2 separate regions of the Homo sapiens genome follow, and region 1 is linked to region 2. Evidence: read pairs that join two places in POLR2A ChIA-PET (ENCODE). Cell type or tissue: PC-3. All regions are shown on one strand. Region 1 overlaps PLD1 (phospholipase D1). Region 2 overlaps LOC105374217 (a long non-coding RNA gene).

Region 1 (2,500 bases), 140 kb before region 2:
CCCATGCTCCACCTTAATTTCGTTTTCCGAAAAATAAAGGACTTGAACAGATTGTCTGAGTTGCACTATAATTGCAATTATGTCAAAGAACAAGGACGAAATGGAAATAAAAAAACCTAAAAAAAAGTTTGTTAAGAGGATGGAATCACAGGTTATGTTTTTTTCTAGACAGACAGCAGTGTCAAAACTCTGGGTGCAAGCTGCCTGGGATGGATCCCCAGCTCTACCATGTGCTAGTTGTGGGATCTCACTATGCCTCAAACTGCCTCATCTATAAAATGGGCATAGGCCAGGCTCAGTGGCTCATGCCTGTGAATCCCAGCACGTTTGGAAGCCAAGGTAGGAGGACCACTTGAACCCAGAAGTCTGAAACTAGCCTGGGTGACATAGCAAGACCTCATCTCTACAAAATAAAATACAGTAAAACAAACATAAATAAATAAATTAAACGGCCATAATAAGATTACCTACTTTACAGGGTTGTTCTGAGGGTTAAATGTATTCATGTTTGTAAAATGCTTAGATGAGTGCAAGGCACAAAGTAAACACCACGTAAGTGTTTATTAAATAAATAATTCATTTTATTCTGTCGTTGTAATGTTTGCTCAATAAATTTAAAAATTAAGAAAGTTTCACAACAGAAAAAAAACACTGTGACACTATGAAACACTTACGTAACATACACTTTTGCTTAATAACCCAGCACTAAAACAGCTGGGGTCCAGATTTTACACTGCACTGTGAATTTAGGGAAACTAACACACTGGAATGTGTTCCCACTGAAGCATAAGATGCGATTTGTATGATTCTCTTTGTAATCAGAAATGTCACAGGCTTATGGGAAAGTTAGGTTTACATGTTTCTCATTTTAACCCTGCAACAACTTTTAGCCACACCCTAGCAAATACATTTTATTTTGTGGTGCTAAGACTTAAAGGATTGTAAACACAAAACCAGACCTTGCAGAGCTACAGCTTTTCTTGTGAACACAATGACTCAGCCTAACTACAAGTTTAAAGAGACATATCTTATGTGTTGGGTCCCCTAGTATCAATCTTTAGTAAACATCTGGGATGGACAGGAAATTGCTACACACTGCTTTTAGTTACTAAAAAGGCAACACTACCTGAGCTCAAGCATAGTTTAGATAGGTACTATTTGCACTGCTATAGAGGACAACACTGACAATTGTTATTTTTCTGATAGATACTCAGGAGAGGAAATGATCAATAACAATAATTCCCTTACGTGTTCCTTCCTCTTGACAGCTAAACCCCACAATACCCTTAGACACAAGTTTAAATACATCACAAGCTTATCCTCAAACAGTAATGTATTAGGTCTTTCCTGCTGTAGATAAGATTTGTTAAACAGTCTGGCTATGGCTTTTTACCTTTTCTCTTTTAAAAGTGCATTTCTCAGCTGGGTATGGTAGCTCATGCCTGTAATCCAGCACTTTGGGAAGCCGAAGTAGGAGGATTGCGGGAGCCCAGCTGTTCAAGACCAGCCCTAGCAACACAGTGAGACGCCATCTTTATAAAAATACAAACAAAACTGGCCAAGGATGGTGATGCGCACCTCTAGTTCCAGCTACTCAGAAACTGAGATGGGAGTATCACTTGAGCCTAGGAGGTCAAGGCTGTTGTGCCACTACACTCCAACCTGGGCAACAGAGTGAGACCCTGTCTCAAAAAAAAAAGTTTAAAAGGTGCATTTCTCTAAAGCTACGAGAAGGAACTCAAACCTTGCTTAGTGATAAAACTAAAGCCTGCAACACAACCATTATCATTAAAATGTTATTAAAACCCTGTAAGAAAGATGAAGAGTCTTGTGGATGGATGGTGGTGACGGTAGCACAACGATGTGAATGTATTTAATGCCACTACATGTACACTTAAAAATGGCTACAATGGTAAATTTTATGTTGTACATATTTTACCACAACAAAAGTGAAATTATAAGAGAAAAAAAATTTTTTAAAAAAACATCCTGTAAGAGAACATTTATACACTGTCGGTTGGAACGTAAATTAGTTCAGTCACTGTGGAAAGCAGTTGCAGATTTCTCAAAGAACTCAAAACGGAACTACCATTCAACCCAGCAGCCCCATTACTGGGTATATATCCAAAAGAAAATAAGTTGTTCTACCAAAAACACACACAAATTCATATGTTCACCACAGCACTAGTCACAATAGCAAAGACATGGAGTCAGCCTAGATGCCCATCAACTATGGACCGGATAAGAGAAAATGTGGTCCATATGCATCATAGAATACCATGCAGCCATAAAAAGTAACACAATCGTGTCCTTTGTAGAAACATGGATGCGGATGGAGGTCATTATCCTAAGCAAATTAATGCAGGAACAGAAAATCAAACATTGCATGTTTTCACTAATAAGTGGAAGGTAAACATTGGGTACTTATGGATATAGAGACGGCAACAATAGACACTGGGAACTACTAGACGTGGGAGGGAGGAAGGAGAGCAAAAGTTAA
Region 2 (2,500 bases):
TGTATTTTTAGTAGAGACGGTGTTTCACCACGTTGGTCAGGCTGGTCTCGAACTCCTGACCTCAAGTGATCCACCCACCTCGGCCTCCCAAAGTGCTGAGCTTACAGGCATGAGCCACCACACCTGGCTGGTGCACCTCTTTTCTAAATATGAAGCCAGGAGTGCAATATTCGCTTGGGTAACTTGTCTATTGCATTCAATACCTATCATGATCTGACAAAAATACCTGATTTCTTGAAACCAAGTACTACGAAGATTATATTTTGTAACAATACTGACCCTATAACCTTTATTTCCTTTTTTACTCAGTTTATTTCCCATCTATTTTGTCATCAATAATTGAATAACTTAATAAATAAAGTAGATTATCCAGACCTCAATAAATGTACATAACAAAACAAATTGTGCTGAGGACTACCCAGCTGTAACAAGCTATGTTTCTTATTAAGGGAAGAGCCACAGGTGGTGACAACTGAATCTAAGACTAAATACAGTGTGTTTTTAGAATCTGATGGAACCAGTGGTGTGCTGGTAAATGTTTAACAACTAGCTCTCTAAAGAAAGAAAAGAGCCCTGATTTATGGTGTTTGTTGATTTTCATGGTATACATACTCCCACCACAGCCATTTTCAAGCCGACAACATGAAATCAGAGTTGGAAAGAAATGCTACACTTGGCTCTCAGGACTCAATAGGAGCTAATCCCATCATATCACTTGGTAAAAGATTCACAAAATGGGGTCTCCTTTTCACAAAACTGCTAAAAATAAATTCGAAGTCTGATCTAATATAACGATTTACATACAGAAGAAAGGAATTCTGTGACAGATGTTGATATATAAAGCCCTCATAAAACAATAGGGATGGCATTTCAAAGGCTTTTGGAAAATAGGAAGTTCAAGACAACAGCTTTGGTGACAGAGGTGGATGTTACCATTATTTTCCTTCTTCCAGATGTCATCTAACGTATAATTTTTTTGAATTAACATTCATAAATCTTAAAAAGTAAAAATCTTTTACTTCAAATCTTAAAAAGTAAAAAAATGTGTTATTCAATATTATCAGGGAATAAGTATTTTACAGAAGCAATTTTTTTAACAAGTTCAATCCTCTGATCAAAAAATGTTTAAATATTTTTCTAATCATATCACACAAAATTTTAGGGAAAATGTAACAATTCTCTGACTTACACAATGCATAATGGATGTCATTACATTACTGGTTCTTCTTTTAGGACATTAAAAAAGATTTTGGACTGGTCTGTAAAACACTGCAGTGCACTGAGGAACTATTTAAATAAATTGAGCTGTGGGAGGCCCCCCTTCCCACTGTTGTGTTCTTGAGTATTTAGGTTGGCTTTTTATATTTCTCCCTTCCTTTCATCCTTTCTGCCTGCTGTGAGCTGTCACTTGCTGTCTGAGTCACAGCCTCTGGCTATTTCACTGCCTCCTCCCATTTCTAATTTGCTGCTTCTAACCTGCCAAGGGCTAGGAAACAAAGCAGTTAGCCCACCTTCTTTGCCTTATGTATAAGACAGACTCAGAGAGAGGGCCTTGGAGGCTTTCCTATGAGGAAAGGGCAACGATTTAAGTCCATCAAAGTTGACATCTAGTTTCCCATTGGAACTTAATCTGTACATTTCCTAAAACAAAGAAAACATACTAGTGTGCCCATGATCCTATGCAGTTGAACTTGGGGCTGAGATCTATATTGTTCACAAATTGACTAAGATATTACAATCGTCTCTCATCTTACAATACTTTGAAATATTGAGTGACTTTTTTCCTATCTCAGGACATCTCCAAGAATAGACTTGTCCCACTAATTAGAGTTGGATTCCTGACATGAAATCTGTTACCTTTGCTTCCTTCTATTCAGGGTTGTCTACTGCCTCTGACTTGTCATCTATAGTCACACAGAGAAAGACAACTCTGCTTAATAATTTGAGATCTCTCTGTCTCAGTCTTTTTCCCCACTTAGGTAAAATTTACATACAGAAATGCACACATCCTAAGTATACAATTTAATGAATTTTGATCAATGTACACACCTAAATATTCATCACTCCAATCATGATATAAACTTTTTTTTTTCTCAGATGGAGTCTTTCTTTGTCTCCCAGTCTGGGGTGCAGTGGCACGATCTAGTGGCACGATCACTGCAACCTCTGCCTCCTGGGTTCAAGTGATTCTCCTACCTCAGCCTTCCAAGTAGCTGGGACTACAAGCATGTACCACCATGCCCAGCTAATTTTTGTATTTTTAGTAGAGATAGGGTTTCACCATGTTGGCCAGGCTGGTCTTGAACTCTTGACCTCAGATCACCTCAAGTGATCTGCCCACCTCAGCCTCCCTCCCAAAGGGCTGGGATTACAGGTGTGAGCCACTGCACCCAGCCATGATAAAAACATTCTATCTATCAACCGAGAAAGTTCTCTGTGCCCCTTCCAGTCACTTTCCACCTCTCACAGGCAATCACTGTTCTAAACCTGTTCTCTGAAT

Evidence for each region. Peaks named below come from ENCODE experiments on the same cell type or tissue, not always from the same donor. Only the 100,000 strongest peaks of a DNase experiment are listed, where the experiment ranks them.
Region 1: POLR2A ChIA-PET joins it to region 2 with 11 read pairs; 4 of 35 experiments call an interaction of 5 or more read pairs at or near these places.

The regions. Positions count from the first base shown.
Region 1 is chr3:171,805,606-171,808,105 of GRCh38, forward strand. All of the region lies in intron 1 of PLD1 (phospholipase D1), which reads right to left. Among named protein-coding and RNA genes, the nearest start is that of PLD1, 3.6 kb to the right of the region's middle. In PC-3, no CTCF peak of the experiment used is centred here; a DNase peak (open chromatin) is centred at 986; H3K4me3 peaks cover 1,283 bases; H3K27ac peaks cover 2,500 bases.
Region 2 is chr3:171,949,183-171,951,682 of GRCh38, forward strand. All of the region lies in intron 1 of LOC105374217 (a long non-coding RNA gene), which reads left to right. Among named protein-coding and RNA genes, the nearest start is that of TMEM212-AS1, 50 kb to the left of the region's middle. In PC-3, no CTCF peak of the experiment used is centred here; a DNase peak (open chromatin) is centred at 1,419; H3K27ac peaks cover 1,455 bases.